Regions from separate parts of the Homo sapiens genome. Here all the other regions are linked to region 1. Evidence: chromatin contacts called from ENCODE Hi-C or POLR2A ChIA-PET data. All regions are on one chromosome and are shown on one strand. Each heading gives the region's core, a stretch centred on a gene start or an enhancer-like site at or near the end of the contact. The rest is flanking DNA. Distances are from core to core; before and after follow the strand shown.

Region 1 (3,073 bases), core at 291-2,790:
TCAGGAGACATCCTGGCTAACAGGGTGAAACCCTGTCTCTACTAAAAATACAAAAAATTAGCTGGTATTCATAGAAAATATAATTTTTAATTATCGAGTAATCTGAATAAATGAATATATCATAAAAAAATTAGCTGGGCATGGGGTCATGCACCTGTATCCCCAGCTACTTGGTAGGCTGAGTCAGGAGAATCGCTTGAACCTGGGAGGCGGAGGTTGCAGTGAGCCGAGATTGTGCCACTGCACTCCAGCCTGGTCGACAGAGCAAGACTCCGTCTCAAAAAAAAAAAAAAAAAAAAAAAAAAAGTAAGTGTAGGCAAATGTAGATGCAAATACACATCTGTTTACACAAATTCCTACTTTCAAAATCACAGAGAATGGTCACTTTTTAGCCTTTTTATGAATAAAATCCTGGATTCCATTTATTATTCCATTAGAACTTCTGTACCTATTTTGAAATTTGAGATTAAATTGTCTTTTGCTGAGTTTGCCCAGTTTATATTTCAAGTAATACTATATCATGGGAACACATTAGAGATTTTCTATATTTTTATGTTTTACATCAGTTTCTAAAACCTGGAAATTATCTTGTTTTGAATTTCTTATGAAAATGGAATACTATCCACTAAGAATATTCCATTAGCATACTGCAACTTAAAGTCAGGAGATCTAAACTTTTTCTGGTAACATTACCTATATTTAGTTTTTTAAAAAATGTTCTCTTTTTGTATATGCTTTTTAATTTGCTTTTAAAACATGTGCATAACATTTCCTTGAATTCTATTAATGGACCTCAATGCTTTAAAAAAATTTTTTGATAAAATAATTCAGTCTGAATGTGATGGTTCATGCCTATAATCCCAGTACTTTGGGAGGCTGACTTTGTAGGATTCATTGAGCCCAAGAGTTTGAGACCATTCTGGGCTATCTAGTGAGGCTTCATCTCTACAAATAAAAATATGATAACAAATTAGCTGAGCATGGGGCCACATGCCAGTGGTCCCAGCTACTCAGAAGGCTGAGACAGGTAAATTGCTCAAGCCTAGATTGCTGAGGCTGCAGTGAGCTGCAGTCATGACCCTGCACTCCAGCCTGGGTAACAGAGACTCCCTCTCAAGAATAAGAAAAACCCCACAGAGGATAAATAATAAAATATTCAATGTTTGTAATACTTCCTACTCAAAGGGCCAGAAGCCAGGAAGGTCATAAAAGCTGAAATTCAAAAACAATTGTTTTCATTTTTTAGTATCCATATAGTATATTACTTATAAGTGAAGATGACCTTATACACAAGGTTAAAGGCAAATACCCTCTGGGTTGGGCCTGCTCTGCTCAGGGAGGAAGCCCTGCCTGAAAAGGCGGCAGCCTAGGCTGTCATTCTTTCTTCTTTCAGCCCAGCGTCTGATCACATCTTTCATTCAGGGTTTGCGGGGGCAGGACCTTAGAAGTTATCCAATCAGGGACGCTGGGCTGGAAACCGTCCAATCAGGCACGGGGCAGGAGAGGACAGGGCGGCTTCCGGGATGTGGCGGGGCCTTTGTCTCTGGCTGCAGTTGGAGCTCTGCGTCTCGTCTTCGTTCTTCTGTGTCCTCTGCTGCTAGAGGTCCAGCCTCTGTGGCTCTGTGACCTGCGGGTATTGGGGGATCCACAGCTAAGACGCCAGGACCCCCCGGAAGCCTAGAAATGGTGAGAGTGCCGGTCCGACATCCCGAGAGGGGGAAGGGGCTGTGGCGTGACTCAGGCCTTCCCGCAGTCAGCTCCACAATCTGCGCGTGCCGGAGTTCTTGCCCAGCTCGGCCTCAATCCCCTTCAGCCATAAGATGGCGGCTGCTCTGGGAGGCAGCCCCGGGCGTCCTGTCTCTTCTCTGCGCAGTGACTGTGTCCCGGCCTGCAGCCCTCTGTGGGCAGCTCTGCAGCCGCAACGCGGCGTCTCTCCCAAATTGTGCAGGGGCCACAGGAGGGTCGTCAGGAGAGAATCCTGACTCGTGATGCAGTTTCATGAATAGGAAGAGCTTTGGTCCGTGGCATTTCTAGTCCCTCTTTTGGTCTATTAGAAACAGGAGAGTCGGCCGGGCGCGGTGGGTCACGCCTTTAATCCCAGCACTTTGGGAGGTCGAGGTGGGTGGATGACGAGGTGAGGAGTTCGAGAGCAGCCTGGCTAATATGGTGAACCCCGTCTATACTAAAAATACAAAAATTAGCTGGGCGTGGTGGCGCGCGCCTGTAATCGCAGCTACTAGGGAGGCTGAGACAGGAAAATCGCTTGAACCCAGGAGGCGGAGGATGCAGTGAGCCGAGATCGCGCCATTGCACTCCAGCCTGGGCCACAGAGTGAAACTCCCTCTGGAAAAAAAAAAAAAAAAAAACTAAACTAGATTTTCCTTTATTTCTGACATTCCCAAATGCCACCTTCTTCTCCGCAATTCACGTTATCAACTATTTTTTCTTTTTTTTCTTTTTTTTTTTTTTTTTGAGATGGACTTTCGCTTTTGCTGCCCAGGCTGGAGTGCAATGGTGCTATCTCGGCTCCCTGCAACCTCCGTCTCCCGGATTCAAGCGATTTTCTTGCCTCAGCCTCCTTAGTAGCTGGGATTACAGGTGCCTGCCACCACACCCAGCTAATTTTTTTTGTATTTTTAGTAAAGACGGGATTTCACTATATTGGCCAGGTGGTCTCGAACTCCTGAGCTCAGATGATCCACCCGCCTCAGCCTCCCAAAGTGCTAGGATTACAGCACTTAAAAATAGCCACCGAGCCGGGCTATTTTTTTTTTTTTTTTAGTGTACATTTTAGATACAGAGATACGTTTTAGATAAAGATATTTTAGATATCTGTATATTTTTGATACAGATATTTTAATTATTTTTTGAAAAATCATTGGATGGACTTAAATAAATTTTCCTTTCTTCTTTCCTTCTTCTTTCTTTCCTTCCTTCCTTCCTTCCTTCCATCTTTCCATCCTTGCTTCCATCCTTCCTCTCGCTTTGTTTCCCAGGCTGGAGTGCAATGGTGCAATCTCAGCTCATTGCAACCTCCCGGGTTCAACCGATTCTCCTGCCTCAGCCTCCCGAG
Region 2 (3,147 bases), core at 446-2,945, 1.6 Mb before region 1:
TAGATGTAAAAAAACTAATTCTTCAAAGAGAATGTTTAAGGCCAGGTGTTGTGGCTCACGCCTTGTAATCCCAACACTTTAGGAGGCCGAGATAGGCAGATCATTTTGAGCTTAGGAGATCGAGACCAGCCTGAGCAACATGGCAAATTCCAGTCACTACTTCAAATAAGGAAATAAACCGGGCATGATCGCGCACGCCTGTAATCCCAGCTACTCCAGAAGCTGAGGCTGGAGAATCGCTTGAATCTGGGAGGTGGAGGTTGCAGTGAGCTGAAATCATGCCACTGCACTTCAGCCTGGGTGACAGAACAAGCTTCTCTCTTGGAAATTAAAAGAAAATAGAGAGAGTATAAACAAAAGCAAAATATGCTTTTGATGAAGAAAGTTAGAAACATTTGTCTGCTTTGAAATTACTTAAAGGTTCCTTCAAATTGAAAAAGTAAAAATAATGTAGATTAAAATGAAATATAAAAAGTTAAACAATGGACCGGCATCATGGCTTACCCATGTAATCCCACTACTTTGGGAGGCTAAGGCAGGTGGATCACCTGAGGCCAGGAGTTCGAGACCAGCCTGGCCAACATGGTGAAACCGCATCTCTACTAAAAATACAAAAAATTAGTCAGGTGTGGTGGTGCACCTGTCATCCCAGCTACTCCAGAGGCTGAGGGAGGAGAATCCCTTGGACCTGAAAGGCAGAGGTTGCAGTGAGCCGAGATCGTGCCGCTGGACTTCAGCCTGGGCCACAGAGCAAGACTCAGTCTCAAAAAAAAAAAATTAAAAAATTATAAGAGATCATAAAATATGTATAAAAATCTAGAGAGGTCAAAAAAATTTTAATGTATTTTTATTTTTATTTTTTGCTGGGGTGCAGTGGCATGATCTCAACTCACTACAACCTCCGCCTCCCGGGTTCAGGCGATTCTCCTGCCTCAGCCTCCGGAGTAGCTGGGATTACAGACGTGTGCCACCATGCTCAGCTAATTTTTATATTTTATTTTTCATTTTTTTGAAATGGAATTTCACTCTTATTGTTCAGTCTGGAATGTATTGGCGCGATCTAGGCTTACTGCAACCTTGGCCTCCCGGGTTCTAGCAATTCTCCTGCCTCAGCCTCCCGAGTAGTTGGGATTACAGGCACGCACCACCATGCTCAATAATTTTGTATTTTTAGTAGAGATGGGGTTTCACCATGTTAGCCAGACTGGTCTCGGACTCCTGACCTCAGGAGATCCACCTGCCTCGGCCTCCCAAAGTGTTGGGATTACAGGTGTGAGCCACGGCGCCCGGCTGAGAGACTTACAATGTTTTATCAAATTAGCTTTATTATTGATAATACACAATAAAGTAAAAGTTGATTTTCTCTGGAACAAAAATTTTATGTATTATTAATATACATCAAATATTTTTGTTCACATTTTGAATACATTGAAAGAGAGCAAAGAAGAGAGAGGATTTTCCCATGCTCTGAGGTGGGCCTGGCTGAGCTGAGGAAGCCCTGCCTGAAAAGGCTGCAGCCTACGCTGTCACTCTTTCTTCATTCAGCCCAGTGTCTGATCACATCTTCTGTCACTCAGGGCCTGAGAAGGCGGGGCCTTAAACGTTATCTAATCAGGGACGCTGGGCTGGGAACTGTCCAATCAGGCACAAAGCTGGAGCGGACAGGGCGGCTTCCGGGATGTGGCTGGGCCTTTGTCTCTCGCTGCCGCCGGAGTTTCCAGGTCTCGACTTCACTGCTCTGTGTCCTCTGCTCCAGGAGGCCCAGCCTGTGTGGCCCTGTGACCTGCAGGTATTGGAGAGCCACAGCTAAGATGCCAGGAACCCCTGGAAGCCTAGAAATGGTGAGACTGCCAGGTGCGACGTCCCGAGAGAGGGAACGGGGCTCGTTGAAACCGGTGGGATGCGGCTGTGGCGAGCCTCAGGCCTTCCTTCAGTCAGCTCCACAATCCGTGCCCGGGTTCTCCTTGCCCAGCTCGGCCTCAGTCCCCTTCAGCGATAAGATGGCGGCTGCGTTGACAGGCGGGCTCCGGGCGTCCTGTCTCTTCCCTGCCCAGTGACTGTGTCCTGGCCTGGAGCCCTCTCTGGGCAGCTCTGCTCCCGCAGCGCCGCGTCTCTCCCAGATTGTGCAGGGATCACGGGAGGGTCGTCAGGGGAGAATCCTGACTGGAGGTGCTGGCTCATGAATAGGAAGCACTTTAGTCCGTGGGGTTCCCAGGGCCTCTTTTTTTCTATTAAAAATTTATGGGCGTCACCGCGAAAAGATTAAATAATTTAATCAAAGAGTGATTCAAACATTGTAGAGCACCCAGCTATGGTTTGTAATTTGTGGTCTATGAAAGGCCTTGAAGGAGATATTTTTATAAGGTTCATGGTAAAGAAAACCAAATTCAGTAATTTGCTAGGTACAGTTATGTAGGTTTTGTTTTGTTTTGTTTTTTGAAAAGGAGTTTTGCTCTCTCGCGCGGGCTGGAGTGCAGTGGCGTGATCTCGGCTCACCGCAACCTCTGCCTTCCGGGTTCAAGCGATTCTCCTGCCTCAGCCCTAGTAGCTGGGATTACAGGCGCCTGCCACCACACCAGGCCAATTTTTTTATTTTTCGGAGAGACGGGGTTTCACCTTGTTGGCCAGGCTGGTCTGGAACTCCTGACCTTAGGTGATCCACCCACCTTGGCCTCCGAAAGTGCTGGAATTACAGGCGTGAACCACCGCACCTGGCCTAGTTTCTTAATTTTTACAATCTAGGTGGAAATATCCTTCTTATGTAATCAGAGCTTAATTGGCAGTTTATAGTTGCTTAAGCCTAAATTTTGCTTCTGCCAATGTAGTAATTTACCAAAAAATGCTCTTGAGTTTAGATTTTTATTTTTAGAAGTAGAAATCCGAGGACTAGAGCCACCTCAATCTAATTGCCTGCCACTTAATTTTTCTCACACTCAAAAGGGGACGATTTTTCCCTGAATTTTTTACATGTGTCTCAAGCAGGGCCTCAAGTCCACCCCTCATCCCCTGTTCCTCCAGCCTAACTCTGGCTTGCAGTAAAATACTAAATTTCCAGTTTCGTCTGACATTCCCAAATGCCAATTTCCCCTCCCTAATTCACTTTATCAACTATTTGTCCTGTAGTGTACATTTTGATACCGATTTTAA
Region 3 (2,865 bases), core at 152-2,651, 1.9 Mb before region 1:
GGCTCAGGCAAGGGCCTCCCATTTTATATATGTTGGGCCTAGTAATATGTTCTATTGTGCAAAATATTCTGGGCCTGGGTAAAAGAAGAGAGCCACATAACCTGAATGCAGAACTTAGCAATATGTCATGATGCACCCTGTGGGTAGCGCCAATGCAAGAAAAAAGACTCACATTACCTTTATTCTTGACTTAAAGTCTTATGTCTTGTAAGAGAATATTGAATAATGCAAAAATACATGTAGACATGTCTGCGTGTGATTGGTGCTTATACTCACACAGTTCACCACACCACAGGAGAAAACAGATAACCACAGGCTGACCGTTAGGGCCAAGGCCAAATAGCAAAATAAGTTTGCCTTTAATCTATTTTCTCCATATCTAAACATTGGAGGTTAAGACTGTGGACAGATCTGAAGATACAGAGTTTTCTTGTTTTGTGGCTTCATCATTCTTTGTTCACTGTCTGATGTTTGGAATTAAGGTGAGCAACAGGTGGGCAGCAGTAGTTAATAAAATAACCAGAGGTAACCACAGGTCGACCTGTGGTTATTTTATTCTATCTGTCCTCTGTTCTTTCTATGGTCACTAACTGTTTTTTCCTTGGAATTGAAGAGAGATGTTGGTAGAGAGAGGCTGTCCCCTCACCTCTGGCAAAAAAGGGATGTTCAGGCTCTTCTTCACCCCCCTGACATCAGAGCTGCATTTTAATGTGGCAGCTATTGGCCACGTGTGGCTACTGGGTGCCTGGAATGTGGCTGGTCTGAATTGCAATGTGTTAGGTAAAATAGAGTTATTTTCAAAGATTTAGTTCCATATATGTGTGTGTGTGTGTGTGTGTGTGTGTGTGTGTGTATACACATATATACATATATATGTGTATTTCATCAATAATTTCATATTGCTCTCATACTAAAATGATAGTACTTTGGATATATTGGGTTAGATTGTTACAATCAATTCCACTTGTTTTTTTCTTTTTAAAGTTTGACTACTAGAAAATTTAAAATTCACATGTGGCTCACATTTTATTTGAGGATTGCCTCTTTTTAAAATTCTCAGGCTGCCTACTCAAAGGACCAGAAGCCAGGAAGGTCATAAAGTCTGAAATTCTAAAATAATTATTATTATATTATTTTTCTTTGTGAGTAGCCATATATCATTTATAAATGTATATGACCTTATACACAAGGTTAAATACAAATACCCTATGGGATGGGCCTGGCTCAGCTAAAAGAGGAAGCCCCGGCTGAAAAGGCTGCAGCGCAGGCTATCAGTCTTCACTCAGCCCAGTGTCTGATCACATCTTCTGTCACTCAGGGCCTGAAGGGTCAGGACCTTAAACGTTGTCCAATCAGGCACGCTGGGCTGGGAACCGTCCAATCAGGCACGCAGCTGGAGCAGACAAGATGGCTTCCGGGATTTGGCGGCGCCTTTGTCTCTCGCTGCAGCCGGAGCTCCAGGTCTCGCTTTCATTGCTCTGTGTCCTCTGCTCCTAGAGGTCCAGCCTCTGTGGGCCTGTGACCTGCAGAAATTGAGAGATCCACAGCTAAGACTCCAGGACCCCCTGGAAGCCTAGAAATGGTGAGAGTTACGGGTGCGACATCCCGAGAGGGGGAAGGGGCTGGTTGGAACCCGTGGGAAATGGCTATGGCGGGACTCAGGCCTCCCCGCAGTCAGCTCCACAATCTGCACCCCGAGTTCTCCTTCCCCAGCTCGGCTCAGTCCCCTGCAGCCATAAGATGGCGGCGCGCTGACAGCCAGCCCCGGGGCATCCCGTCTCTTCTCTGCCTAGTGACTGTGCCCTGGCCTGTAGCCCTCTCTGGGCAGCTCTGTACCCGCAGCGCCGCATTTCTCTCAGATTGTGCAGGGACCACAGGAGGGCCGTCACCGGAGAATCCTGACTCAGGGTGCGGGTTCATTAATGGGAAGAGTTTTGGTCCGTGGGGTTCCCAGTTCCTGTTTTCTCCTATTAAAATTTTATGGGAGGGCCGGGCGCGGTGGCTCAGGTCAGTAATACCAGCACTTTGGGAGACCGAGGTGGGTGGATCACCTGAGGTCAGGAGTTCAAGACCAGCCTGACCAACATGGTGAAACCCCGTTTCTACTAAAAATACAAAATTAGCCGGGCGTGGTGGCACATGCCTGTAATCCCAGATACTCAGAAGGCTGAGGCAGGAGAACCGCTTGAACCCGGGAGGTGGCGGTTGCAGTGAGCCGAGATGACGCCATTGCACTCCAGCCTGGTTAACAAGACCGAAACTCCGTCTTAAAAAATATATAAATAAATAAGTTAAATAAATAAATAAATTATGGGGATCACCACAAAAATATTGGAGAATTTAATCAAAGAGTGATTCAAAAATTGTGGAGCATTCAGCTGTGGTTTGGAGCTTGTGACTTTATGAGAGCAGCTTGAAGGAAAGACTTTTAAAGGTACATGATGAAGAAAACCAAATTAAATAATTGGTTAGGTACAGTTCATAGTTACTTGACTTGTACAATTAAGGTGGACATTTCCTGGTTATGTAATCAGAGGTTAATTGGCAGTTTATGATTGGTTAAGCCTAAATTTTTGTTTCCCTCAATTCAGTAATTTGCAAAAAAATGCATTTGAGTTAGAGTTTTTAAAAAATAGGAACCCAGGGACTAGAGTAACCTCCGTCTAATTGCCTGCTACTTAGTTATTTTCACACTCCACAGGAGACTGATTTTCCCCTGCATTTTTCACAGTTCTCTCAAGCTGGGTCTCAAGCCTACCCCTCATCCCATTCCTCCAGACTAACTATGACTTGCAGTAAAATACTAAATTTCCAGTTTCTTCTCACATTCTCAAATGCCAGCTTCCCCTTTCTAATTCACATTAT
Region 4 (2,795 bases), core at 193-2,692, 1.9 Mb before region 1:
TACTCAAAATTAAAAATCAGGCTTTTGAAATCCCATAAATAAGAAAACACAAAAACAGCCACTTTGAGGAGAGAGTGGAATGGAGGGGGTTAGGGGGCTCGCTTCACCTCCTGGCCCCATGTGGAGATAGGGATGGAGTCAAGGGAGACCCTGGGAAGTCATTTGTTCTGACTGGGTTTTCCCCCAGCTCCACACTTTGTTAACCATTTCCTGGGAAGAGCTTAGGAACCTCCTGTGCTCTAGTGAGTTAGGGCCTCCCCTCACAGGGTATTGGCAAGGAGAAATTCTGAGACTCTGTGACTGAGAAGCTAGCACAGTGCTTGACAAGTACCTATGGGAACTGTCGTCCTCTGTAACTATCATGTAGCCTTGGAGTGTTGAGATGGCCTGGCCTGGCCTGAGGCTTGGCAAAGCTGTTTGAGGGTCAGCTGCTTTAGGCTCCCACTTTCTCCTCAATCAAAGTGGCTGCTTTTGTGTCTGTTTATTTATGGTTTTAAAAACCTGATATATAGGCCGGGCGCGGTGGCTCACACCTGTAACCCCAGCACTTTGGGAGGCTGAGGCGGGCCAATCACGAGGTCAGGAGTTCAAGACCAGCCTGGCCAACATAGTGAAACCCCGTCTCTACTAAAAATGCAAAAATTAGCCGGGCATGGTGGCACGCACCTGTAGTCCCAGCTCCTCGGGAGGCTGAGGCAAGAGAATCACTTGAACCCAGGAGGCAGAGGTTGTTGTGATCTGAGATTGTGCCACTGCACTCCATCCTGGGCAACAGAGCGAGACTCCGTCTCAAAAAAAAAAAAAAAAAAACCTGATATATAAATAGAAAGTGCAGCTGGAGGTGCCGAGGCTCAGTGTCTAGGGCTGTGCTTCATGGGCTTCCTTGCTGGCATGTGGCCAGGTGAACTCTGGGTGTAAGGTGGCTCCTACCCTGGATCTACAATCCCCACCACCTCTCCCAGGCCTGAGTAACCAACACAACGCAGTGCTAAAGAGCGCGTGAGTGACGGGCATCAAGCCCATCCAGGAAGATTTGAATGCCATCTGGGCTGGGGGCTGTCGGGGTAGGGACTATGGCTGCCAGAAACCAGGACGGTCATAAAAGATGAAATATTAAAATAATTGTTATTATATATATTTTTATTTTTGAATAGCTATCTAGTATATTATTTGAAATGCATGTGACCTTACACAGAAGGTTAAAGGCAAATACCCTGTTGGGTGGGCCTGGCTTAGCTCAGGGAGGGAGCCCTGTCTGAAAACGCTGCAACTTACGTTGTTAGTCTTCATTCAGCAGAGCATCTGATCACATCTTCTGTCACTCAGGACCTGAGGGGTGGGGTTTTAATCATTATCCAGTCAGGGACGCTGGGCTGGGAACTGTCCAATCAGGCATGCAGCTGGAGCAGACAGGGCGGCTTCCGGGATTGGCGGGGCCTTTGTCTCTCCCTTCAGCCCGAGCTCCGGGTCTCGTCTTCACTGCTCTGTGTCCTCTTCTTCTAGAGGCCCAGCCTCTATGGCCCTCTGACCTGCAGGTATTGGCGATCCATAGCTAAGACGCCAGGTCCCCCGGAAACCTAGAAATGGTGAGAATGTCGGGTCCGACATCCCGAGAGAGGGGAAGGGGCTGTGGCGGGACTCAGACCTCGCCGCAGTCAGCTCCACAATTTGCGCCCTGAGTTCTCCTCGCCCAGGCGGCCTCAGTCCACTTGGACCATAAGATGGCGGCTGCGCTGACAGCCAGCCCCCCGGGCGTCCTTTCTCCTCCCTGCTCAGTGACTGTGTCCTGGCCTGCAGCTCTCTCTGGGTGGCTCTGCATCCGCAGCGCCGGGTCTCTCCCAGATTGTGCAGGGACCACGGGAGGGTCGTCAGGGGCGAATCCTGACGGGTGCCGGGTTCATGAATGGGAAGAGCTTTGGTCCGTGGCGTTCCTAGTCTCTCTTTCCTTTCATTAAAAATGTATGAGAGTCAAAAGGCCTGGCGCGGTGGCTCGCGCGTGTAATTCCAGCACTTTGGGAGGCCGAGACAGCCTCCCGAGTAGGTGTAATTACAGACATTTGCCACCACGCCCGGCTAAATTGTTTTCTTTTCATATGGCCATTAGAAAAATAGATGAAGCAGTCATGGTCCCTACAATCCAGGAGCTTTTAGTCTAGCAACTGGATAAATGGTTAAATTAAGCATCATATAATTGGTACAATAAATAGATGTGTGCAGAAAATTTGGGCTCTATTTGTGCCACTTTATATAATTGTGACTTGCGATGTCATCACCTGAAGGGATATTTATAGACAGAAGAATTATTTCTATTTCCATTTCTTTTACCTTGTTAATACATATTTATCTTTTAATAAAATTACCCTAGAAAACCTTTATAAATGTGTTCAAATTGCTTATTAGTATATGTCATATAATTGATAGGGCAGGGTCTAAGAAAGATTAAAATTATACAAACTCTGAGATTTAAGGATTTTTTTTTTAAGGTAAGTTTAGGAAAAACAGAACTGGAAATACCCCAGTGGCATAGAGAACAGAATTCTATATAGAGTCCACTCCCTGCCCCAGTTCTGCTCAGGTTCACCTTTTTGGAGGCCTTATTTAGGTCTGGCCCTACCCTTAAGTCTTGCCTCATAGAACTGATTTTTGGAGATCGGAGTTTTGGCTGGTGAATTCTGCTGCTAGGGCTGGTGCTTACAATTCCTGAAACACAAAAGCAGATAAATTAAAAAAATAAAGTATATATTTTATGGTTATAATTTTTTATTAAAACTAGTGCTTGCATTCTATCTAGCAAC
Region 5 (2,811 bases), core at 168-2,667, 1.6 Mb after region 1:
CCCCTACCACTAAAAATGAGGCTCAGAAATTTATTGGCTTGTTTGGATTCTGGAGACATCATATTCCCCACTTGGGTAACATGTTACAACCTCTGCATGCAGCCACCAGAAAACGCTATGACTTTGGGGAGAGAAAGAGATCATGGCTTCCGAACAAGATAAACAAGCAGTGCAACTGGCCCTGGATCTATGACCCATTTGGGATGGTCCCGTAGAACTGCAAGTAACTGTCCTAGATCAACATGCTAATTGGAGCCTTAGGCAGAAACAAGATGGGAAGAGGTACATTTCTGGTTTTGGACCCAGAAACTGCCAGAGGCCAGCAAAGCTTATAACCCTTTCGAGGAGCAATTGTTAGCTTGCTATTGGGCTTTGCTGGAAACGAAACACCTCTGCTTCAACCATGATGTCTTTATGAGGCTTGAAATTCCTATTATGACTTGGGTCATGAGTTCCCCCGAAACTCACCAGATAGGGCACGCCAAGGGGGAGAACTGGGGGAGTTTCCATTCCGGGATTTGGGACGTCCCCAAGTTTCCAGCCTTGGGCTCCAGAGTCAGACACCGCACTCTCCAGGCTGGAAGATTCTCCACCAGGCCAGGAAGCAACAGCATGGGTTCCAGAGTGGGACACCCGCACTCACCAGACTATGAAGGACTCACCACCAGACCAAGAAGCAACAGCCTGAGCTCCAGAGTCAGACACCACCCTCATCAGACTGTGGAGGATTCACCACCAGACAGGGAAGCAACAGCCTGGGCTCCAGAGTTGGCCACTCGTCCGTGCACAGACGAGGAGAGGTCTCATGAAGCTTCGGTGCAGTCTGGGACCACAGCTCTTTAGTAACGAGTTGTTTGGCATAAAGCCCAGTCACAGGGCTCTTCAGGACAGGGCTTAAGGAACACAAAAAGGTCAGCTTGTTTTTGTGATTGTCTATTGTTTTTCAACAATAGTAGCTGTAATCCCAGCTACTCAGGAGGCTGAGGCAGGAAAATCGGGTGAGCGAGACCCCGCCACTGCACTCCAGCCTGGGTGACAAAGCGAGACTCCGTCTCAAAAAAAAAAAAAAAAACATTAGCTTTAGTATTGATAATACACTACTAACAAAGTAAACGTTGATTTTCTCTTGAACAAAAATTTTATGTATTATTAATATGCCAGCAAAATACTTCTGTTCACCTTTTGAATACATTCAAAAGGAGAGTGAGTACAAAAGAGAATTTTCTCATGCTCTGGGGGGGGCCTGGGTCAGCTCAGGAAGGAAGCCCTGCCTGTAAAGGCTGCAGCTTAGGCTGTCTCTCTTCACTTAGCCCAGCATCTGATCACATCTTCTGTCACTCAGGGCCTGAGGGGCGGGACCTAAAGCATTATCCAATCAGAGACGCTGGGCTGGAAACCGTCCAATCAGGCACGCAGCTGGAGCGACGAGGACGGCTTTCCGCTTTTGGCGCGGCCTTTGTCTCTAGCTGCAGCCGGCGTTTCAGGTCTCGTCTTCACTGGTCTGTGTCCTATTCTCCTGGAGGCCCAGCCTCTGTGGCCCTGTGACCTGCAGGTATTGGGAGATCCACAGCTAAAACCCCAGGACACCCTGGAAGCATAGAAATGGTGAGAGTGCCCGGCCGACATCCCGAGACAGGAAGAGGGGCAGGGTGGAACTGGTGGGAAGTGACTGTGGCGGGACTCAGGCCTCTTCGCAGTCAGCTCCACAATGTGCGCCCCAAGTTCTCCTTGCCCAGGTTGGCCTCAGCCCCCTTCAGCCTTAAGATGGCGACTGCGCTGACAGCCGGGCCGCCAGGCCTCCTGTCTCTTCCTCTCGCAGTGACTGTGCCATGGCCTGGAGCCCTTTCTAGGCAGCTCTGCAGCGGCAGCGCCGCGTTTCTCCCAGATTTTGCAGGGACCATGGGAGGGTCGTCAGGGGAGAATCCTGACTCGGGATGTGGGTTCATGAATGGGAAGAGCTTTGGTCCGTGGGGTTCACAGTTTCTCTTTTCTGTTATTAAAAATGTGTGGAATCCGGGAGGTGGAGCTTGCATTGAGCCGAGATTGCACCACCACTCCAGCCTGGGCGACAGAGGGAGACTCCGTCTCAAAGAAAAAAAAAAAGTATGGTGCCAGGTACGAAATGCCAGTAATCCCAACACTTTGGGAGGCTGAGAAGGGCTGATCACTTGAGGTCAGGAGTTGAAGACCAGCCTGGGCAAAATGGGGAAACCCCATCTCTACAAAGAAAATAGAAAAATTAGCTGAGTGTGATGGCGAATGTCTCTAGTCCCAGCTACTCGGGAGGCAGAGGAGAGAGAATCGCTTGAACCCAGGAGGCGGAGGCTGCAGTGAGCTGATATCACACCACTGCATTCCAGCCTGGGTGACAGAGCAAGACTTTGTCCTTTTTTTTTTTTTTTTTTTTTTTGAGACGGAGTCTCGCTGTCGCCCAGGCTGGAGTACAGTGGCGCGATCTCGGCCCACTGCAGGCTCCGCCCCCTGGGGTTCACGCCATTCTCCTGCCTCAGCTTCCCGAGTAGCTGGGACTACAGGCGCCCGCCACCTTGCCTGGCTAATTTTTTGTATTTTTAGTAGAGACGGGGTTTCACTGTGTTAACCAGGATGGTCTCCATCTCCTGACCTCGTGATCCGCCCGCCTTGGCCTCCCAAAGTGCTGGGATTACAGGCGTGAACCACCGCGCCCGGCCTAAGACTTTGTCTAAAAAAATAAATAAATACATAAATTATGGGAGTCACCGCAAAAATATCAAATAATTTAATCAGTCATTCAAGAGCACCCAGCTATAGTTTGTAGTTTGCGGTCCATGG
Region 6 (2,920 bases), core at 113-2,612, 1.8 Mb after region 1:
ATTTAATTGGTCTGTTGCAACTTGGGCTTCAGGGATTTTAAGTTTACATCCTGCCCCGCCCCTCCAGTCATTCTCCACACCCCCCGCCGCCACCACCACCCTCCCCACGAAGTCTCACTCTGCAATGGCGCGATCTCGACTCACTGCAACCTCCGCCTCCCACGTTCAAGCCATTCTCCTGCCTCAGCCTCCCGAGTAGCTGGGATTACAGGCGTGTGCCACCATGCCCGGCTAATTTTTGTATTTTTAGTAGAGATGGGGGTTTCACCATGTTGGCCAGGCTGGTCTCGAACTCCTGACCTCAGGTGATACGCCCGTCTCGGCCTCCCAAAATGCTGAGATTATAGGCGTGAACCACCGCTCCCAACCCCGCAGGTGATTTTTATTTGCCAGGGGTAAGAAGCACTGGATCTGATGAAGAATGCATTAGCTGTGAGTGATTTTCATGTATGCTGCCGGGATTTGCCCCATGGCAACTCTGGAGACTGGGGTTTTAGAAAACATCCTTGCCCTGTTAAAAATTAGAAGATGACTTCAAGACATACTCAGCTGCTTGGCTAAATTGCAGAAAGAGAAAATGCCTTCTTCAGAGATCTTTTTTTTTTTAAACTTGGTTTCACTCTGTCACCCCGGCTGTAGTGCAATGGTGTGATCGTGGCTCACTGCAGTCTTGGTCTCCCAGGGTCAAGTGATCCTCCCGCCTCAGCCTTCTGAGTAGCTAGGACTGCAGGCGTGCACCACCAGACTTGGCTAAATTTTTAATTATTTTTTGTAGAGATGGGATCATCGCTATGTTGCCCGGGCTGGTCTTAAAACTCCTGGCCTCAAGTGATGCTCCCGCCTCAGCCTCCCTAGTTGCTAGAACTACAGGCACAGGCTACCACGCCTGGTTTCTTTTTTAAAATGTGGCTACTAGAAAATGTAAAATTCATATGTGCTTCACAGTTTATTTCTTAGAGAATTGCCTCCCTTGCGACATCTTAGGCTGCCTGCTCAAAAGACTGGAGGCTAGGAAAATGATGAAATCTGAGATTTTAAAATAATTGTCATTATATTGTTTCCATTTGTGAATAACATATGTATACTATTCACAAATAAAGATAACTTTATATACAAAGTTAAATGCAAATGTTCCCCAGGAAGGGCCAGTTTCCAATTCAGGAAGGAAGCGCGCCAGAAAAGGGTTCAGGAAAAACCTGTAACTCTTGCCTTATTCAACACATTCTCAGATCACGCCTCCTGTCACTCATGACCTGAGGGGGCGGGGCATGGAACTGTATCCAATCATGGGCGCTAGAGTGGGAACTGTCCAATCAGGTGCGCAGCCAAGGTAGAGGGGGCGGTGTCCTGGAGCTGGCGGGGCCTTTGTCTCGCTCCAGCCAGAGCTCAGGGTCCATCTTCATTGCTTAGTATCCTCTGCTCTAGTAGTTCCCGGTGACTGTCGCAGCCTCTGTTGCCCTCTGACTTGCAGATGCTGTGAGATCCAGAGCTAAGACTCCACGACATCCCGGAAGCCGAAAAATGGTGAGTGTGCCAGGCCGCGCATCCCGAGGTGGGGGCAGGGCTGGTTGAAACCGGCCGGAACCGGCAGTGACGGGACTGGGGCCTCCCAGCTGTCAGCTCCGGAGTCTGCGGACTGGAGTCCCCGGCAGGCACAGCTCGGCCGTCGATCACCTCCGGGCACAGGATGCGAGGTGGGCCAGCAGCCGGGACCCTGGGCGGGCATCCCGTTCCGTTCTCCCGCTTCCCGCCCGGAGCCCACCCTGGGAAGAGCCGCGCGCGTTCTTGCGTCTGCCCCGACTGCGGGGACAATGGAAGCGTCCTCAGGGCAGAGTCCAGACCCCGTGTGTGGTTTGTGCGTGGGAAGTGCTGTGATCCCGGGGGTCCTCAGTCTTTTCCTTCTCCTGTTTAAAAACTATGGGAGTCACCTTTAAAATGTTGAAAACTTATTGAAGTTAACAGTGATTTATGCTCAGAGAGCACCCAGCCACGGTTTGTGGTTGGGGGTCCAGCCGAAGAGCTTGAAGGAAAGTTTTTTATAAAGTGCAGGATGAAGCAAACCGAATTCAGTAACTGACTCGTTCCAGTTATGTAGTCATCTTATTTAGACTATTCAGGTTGTCATTGCCTGGTTATGTAATCAGAAGTTAATTGAAGGTTTGTGGTTGCTTAAATCTGAAAAATCTGAATTTTGTTTCCCCCTAAGGTAGCAATTTACAAGAAATGTATTTGCCTTTGATTTTTTTTTTTTTTAATGTAGGAACTCAGGGTACTAGAGCCACCTCAGTCTAACTGCCTGCTATTTATTTAACACTCCACAGAAGTGGTTTTCTCTTGGATTTTCCAAATGTGTGACAAACAGAATCTCAAAGCTACCACTCTGTTGCCCCAGCCTAACTCTGACTTGCAGTTGAATTTTAAATTTTCAGTTCTTTCCTGACATTCTTCAACACCAACTTCCCCTCTCTAATTCACAACATTATCAACTATTAGTCCTTTTTTGTACATTTCAGACACAGTATTTTGATTGATCATTATTTCAAAGAGCAGCGGATGGCACTTTTTAGAAAAAGAATTGTTTTTCATTTGCAAACATTTTACAGGAGATGAAAGCAGAGAATAATCCCAACACTCCACCATGAAAAAAAAAAAGACCAAAAAACAAAAACCTTTGTGCCAATCTCCCTTTAATCTTTCCTAGGCACAGACACCTTATCAGAATGTTTTTGGGTTGAGGTTCCACTTTGGAAACTTCACAGGGCAATGCATCCTCAGCCACCCTGTGTTATTTTCCTGGTTTTGAGTTTCAGAACTGTCTGGGGATGACATGAGATGCCCACAGTGGCTGTGTCTCCTGAGGTGTCTAGTGAATATCAGCCCCTGGGCCATCTCCTCTCAGGGGCAACCCTGCCAGGTATGG
Region 7 (3,087 bases), core at 338-2,837, 2.0 Mb after region 1:
GAATTGCTTGAGCCAGGGAGGTTGAGGCTAAATAAGGCTGCATCACTCCACAGCACTCTAGCCTGGGCAATAAGTGACACTCTGTCTCCAAAAATAAAATAAAATAAAAGATTTAGTAAAAACAAAATATGGTACATAAATATCATGGAATACTCTCTGGCCATTTAAAAATAAATGATCATGTCCTTTGCAATAACATCAATAAAGCTGTAGACCATTATTTCAGAAAACTAATGCAGAAACAGAAAACCAGACATTCGCCATCACACCCAGCTAATTTTTGTACTTTTAGTAGAGATGGGGTTTCCCCATTTTGGCCAGGCTGGTCTTCAACTCCTGACCTCAAGTGATCCATCCACCTCGACCTCCTGAAGTGTTGTTATTACAGGCGTGAGCCACCGCGCCCGGCCCCATAAATTTTTAATAGGAGAAAAGGGAAACTGTGAACCCTGACAGATATAATAGATTCCTCTTCAAGGGCCTAACTTTCTTGTTCCTTGTTCTTAGGACCAACTTTTTTGTACCTCTTTGTACCTAGACACCCGCTCCGTAAACAACCCAAACCGCCTGTTCCAATCTGCGACCCGAACCCCTTCCTTATTTGGAAAGTAGCCAATCGGGTCAGCCTAGATTGTGAGGTCAGACCCCGGCCAATGGGGGAAGGACACAGAGGCAATAACGGCGTTTAGGGTTAAAAACCCCTTTCAAACTGGGAGGCCGAGGCGGGCGGATCAACTGAGTTCGGGAGTTCAAAACCAGCCTGACCAACATGGTGAAACGGCATGTCTACTAAAAATACAAAATCAGCCGGGTGTGGTGACGCATGCCTGTAACCCCAGCTACTCGGGAGGCTGAGGCAGGAGAATCACTTGAACCCGGGAGACGGAGGTTGCAGTGAGCCGAGATCGCGCCATTGTACTTTAGCCTGGGCCACAAGAGCAAAACTCCGCCTCAAAAAAAAAAAAAACCTTCCTTCCTTTCTTCTGTGTGCTCTTGCGATCAGGTCGGACGCGAGCAGCACTCTTCTTCAGAAGTAAATATGCCTTCCTGTGAAATTTTCTAAGTGCTGGGTAGTTTTTTGTTTTGTGTTGTTTTGCGGCACCAAGCGCTTGTTTCTAACAACCTCACGGACCAAAGCTCTTCCCATTCATGAACCCGCAGGGAACCGAGTCAGGATTCTCCCCTGACGACCCTCCCGTGGTCCTTGCATGATCTGGGAGAGACGCGGTGCTGCGGGTGCAGAGCTGCTGAAAGAGGGCTCCAGGCCAGGGCACAATCACTGTGCCGGGCCCCGGATGTCACCGCAGCCGCCATCTTATGGCTGAAGGGGACTGAGGCCGAGCTGGGCAGGGAGAACTCCGGCGGCAGATTGTGGAGCTGACTGTGAGGAAGCAGAGTCCCGCCAGAGCCACTTCCCACCGTTCCAAACAGCCTCTCCCCTCTCTCGGGACGTTGGACCCGGCACTCACCATTTCTAGGCTTCCAGGGGTCCCGGGGTTTAGCTGTGGCTCTCCCAATACTTGCAGGTCACACGGCCACAGAGGACGGGCCTCTATAAGCACAGGACACAGAACACTGAGGATAAACCTGGAGCTCCCGCTGCAGCGAGAAACAAAGGCCCCCAGAAACCATGTGGTTCGCTCCAGCTGCGTGCCTGATTGGACGGTTTCCGGCCCAGCGTCCCTCATTGGATAATGCCTAAGGCCCCGCCTCCCCAGCCGCTGAGTGACAGATGTGATCAGATACTGGGCTGAGTGAAGAAAGAGTGACAGCCTAGGCTGCAGCCTTTTCTTTCTTTCTTTCTTTCTTTCTTTCTTTCTTTCTTTCTTTCTTTCTTTCTTTCTTTCTTTCTTTCTTTCTTTCTTTCTTTCTTTCTTTCTTTCTTTCTTTCTTTCTTTCCTTTCTTTCTTTCTTTCTTTTTCTTTCTTTCTTTCTTTCTTTCTTTTCTTTCTTTTTTCCCCCCACCGAGACGGAGTTTCCCTCTTGTTGCCCAGGCTAGAGTGCAATGGCACGATGTTGGCTCACCGCAACCTGCACCTCCCGGGTTCAAGCGATTCTCCTACCTCAGCCTCCCATGTAGCTGGGATTACAGGCATGCCTCACCACGCCCGTCTAATTTTTTGTACTTTTAGTAGAGACAGGGTTTCTCCGTGTTGGTCAGGCTGGTCTCGAGCTCCCGATCTCAGGTGATCCGCCCGCCTCGGCCTCCCAAAGTGCTGGGATTACAAGCGTGAGCCACCGCGCCTAGCCTAGCTGGAGCCTTTTCAAACGGCTTCCTCCCTGAGCTGAGCATCCCATCCCAGAGCATGGGAAAATTCTATCTCATATTCTCTCTCTTTTTGAATGTATTCAAAAGGTGAACAGAAGTACTTTGCTGTCATATTAATAATACATGAAATGTTTGTTCAAGAGAAAGTCAACTTTTACTTTGGTAATAGTGTATTATCAATACTAAAGCTAATTTTAATAAGACCTTGTAAAGCCAGGTGCGGTGGCTCAGGCCTGTAATCCCAGTACTTTGGGAGGCTGAGGAGGGCAGATCACTGGGTCAGGAAATCGAGACCATCCTGGCTAACACGGTGAAACTCTGTCTCTACTAAAAATACAAAAAATTACCCGGGCGTGGTGGCATGCACCTGTGGTCCCAGCTACTCAGGAGGCTGAGGCAGGAGAATGGCTTGAACCCAGGAGGCAGAGGTTGCGGTGAGCCAAGATCGCACCACTGCACTCAAGCCTGGGTGACAAAGTGAGACTGCGTCTCCAAAAATGAATAAATACATAAATAAAACCTTGTAAATAAACAAAATTTGTCATTTTTGACCTCTCGAGATTTACATATATAATTTGTAATCTCCTGTAATTTTTTAACTATATTTTATTTATATCTACATTCTTTTTATTTTTTCAGTTTGAAACAACCTTTAAGTAATTTCAAACTGTTATAGGAGATAGAAAGAAATCATTTAGGGACAGGTGCGTTGGCTCACGCCTGTAATCCCAGCACTTTGGGAAGCCAAGGTGAGTGGAATACTTGAGGTCAGGAGTTAAAGACCAGCCTGGCCAACACAGTGAAACCCCATCTCTACT

Evidence for each region. A loop is a pair of places that touch in the nucleus more often than their neighbours do. ChIA-PET counts read pairs that join two places held with the same protein, here RNA polymerase II (POLR2A). Pooled maps may share reads with other maps.
Region 2: a loop to region 1 is called in a map of CD8-positive, alpha-beta T cell, with 4 times the contacts of the local background. The contact joins the promoter of ZNF91 here to the promoter of ZNF43 in region 1. A Hi-C loop is called at or near these places in 3 of 168 maps with a recorded cell type or tissue (CD8-positive, alpha-beta T cell and naive thymus-derived CD4-positive, alpha-beta T cell), 1 of 37 single-sample maps with no recorded cell type and 16 of 50 pooled maps. POLR2A ChIA-PET finds 5 or more read pairs at or near these places in 5 of 52 experiments (B cell, CD4-positive, alpha-beta T cell, activated B cell and 2 more).
Region 3: a map of naive thymus-derived CD4-positive, alpha-beta T cell shows a loop between it and region 1 (4-fold over the local background). The contact joins the promoter of ZNF675 here to the promoter of ZNF43 in region 1. A Hi-C loop is called at or near these places in 1 of 168 maps with a recorded cell type or tissue (naive thymus-derived CD4-positive, alpha-beta T cell), 2 of 37 single-sample maps with no recorded cell type and 7 of 50 pooled maps. POLR2A ChIA-PET finds 5 or more read pairs at or near these places in 2 of 52 experiments (T-cell and activated CD4-positive, alpha-beta T cell).
Region 4: a loop to region 1 is called in a pooled map, with 11 times the contacts of the local background. The contact joins the promoter of ZNF681 here to the promoter of ZNF43 in region 1. A Hi-C loop is called at or near these places in 2 of 37 single-sample maps with no recorded cell type and 11 of 50 pooled maps. POLR2A ChIA-PET finds 5 or more read pairs at or near these places in 4 of 52 experiments (CD4-positive, alpha-beta T cell, CD8-positive, alpha-beta memory T cell, activated naive CD8-positive, alpha-beta T cell and 1 more).
Region 5: a map of naive thymus-derived CD4-positive, alpha-beta T cell shows a loop between it and region 1 (8-fold over the local background). The contact joins the enhancer-like site here to the promoter of ZNF43 in region 1. A Hi-C loop is called at or near these places in 1 of 168 maps with a recorded cell type or tissue (naive thymus-derived CD4-positive, alpha-beta T cell) and 7 of 50 pooled maps. POLR2A ChIA-PET finds 5 or more read pairs at or near these places in 1 of 52 experiments (AG04449).
Region 6: a loop to region 1 is called in a map of CD4-positive, alpha-beta T cell, with 3 times the contacts of the local background. The contact joins the promoter of ZNF682 here to the promoter of ZNF43 in region 1. A Hi-C loop is called at or near these places in 1 of 168 maps with a recorded cell type or tissue (CD4-positive, alpha-beta T cell), 1 of 37 single-sample maps with no recorded cell type and 5 of 50 pooled maps. POLR2A ChIA-PET finds 5 or more read pairs at or near these places in 2 of 52 experiments (activated CD4-positive, alpha-beta memory T cell and naive thymus-derived CD4-positive, alpha-beta T cell).
Region 7: a pooled map shows a loop between it and region 1 (6-fold over the local background). The contact joins the promoter of ZNF253 here to the promoter of ZNF43 in region 1. A Hi-C loop is called at or near these places in 2 of 37 single-sample maps with no recorded cell type and 5 of 50 pooled maps.

What each region holds. Positions count from the first base shown.
Region 1 is chr19:21,834,649-21,837,721 of GRCh38, reverse strand. It overlaps ZNF43 (zinc finger protein 43), which reads left to right and starts at 1,540. Exons shown (of 4, transcript NM_003423.4): 1 at 1,540-1,686. The coding sequence starts at 1,684. RefSeq lists enhancers at 503-1,475, 1,587-1,746, 1,767-1,816, 1,857-1,946, 1,476-2,449.
Region 2 is chr19:23,394,019-23,397,165 of GRCh38, reverse strand. It overlaps ZNF91 (zinc finger protein 91), which reads left to right and starts at 1,695. Exons shown (of 4, transcript NM_003430.4): 1 at 1,695-1,841. The coding sequence starts at 1,812. RefSeq lists an enhancer at 1,425-2,293.
Region 3 is chr19:23,685,748-23,688,612 of GRCh38, reverse strand. It overlaps ZNF675 (zinc finger protein 675), which reads left to right and starts at 1,401. Exons shown (of 4, transcript NM_138330.3): 1 at 1,401-1,582. The coding sequence starts at 1,580. RefSeq lists enhancers at 1,134-1,183, 1,474-1,863, 1,995-2,865.
Region 4 is chr19:23,757,538-23,760,332 of GRCh38, reverse strand. ZNF681 (zinc finger protein 681) reads left to right here and starts at 1,442. Exons shown (of 4, transcript NM_138286.3): 1 at 1,442-1,586. The coding sequence starts at 1,584. It also overlaps a transcript of RPSA2 not described here. RefSeq lists an enhancer at 1,244-1,762.
Region 5 is chr19:20,237,082-20,239,892 of GRCh38, reverse strand. It overlaps LOC105372310 (a long non-coding RNA gene), which reads left to right. Exons shown (of 7, transcript XR_007067164.1): 3 at 103-911; 4 at 1,343-1,605. Among named protein-coding and RNA genes, the nearest start is that of ZNF486, 71 kb to the right of the region's middle. RefSeq lists enhancers at 668-1,186, 1,698-2,208. Within about 2 kb of position 1,417, at least 17 of the 41 ENCODE cell types and tissues checked have a DNase peak (open chromatin) inside an H3K27ac peak, as active enhancers do.
Region 6 is chr19:20,037,947-20,040,866 of GRCh38, reverse strand. It overlaps ZNF682 (zinc finger protein 682), which reads left to right and starts at 1,362. Exons shown (of 4, transcript NM_033196.3): 1 at 1,362-1,524. The coding sequence starts at 1,522. RefSeq lists an enhancer at 1,016-1,592.
Region 7 is chr19:19,864,382-19,867,468 of GRCh38, reverse strand. It overlaps ZNF253 (zinc finger protein 253), which reads right to left and starts at 1,587. Exons shown (of 4, transcript NM_021047.3): 1 at 1,470-1,587. The coding sequence starts at 1,472. LOC124904664 (a long non-coding RNA gene) reads left to right here. Exons shown (of 4, transcript XR_007067169.1): 1 at 1-1,033. RefSeq lists an enhancer at 1,127-1,556.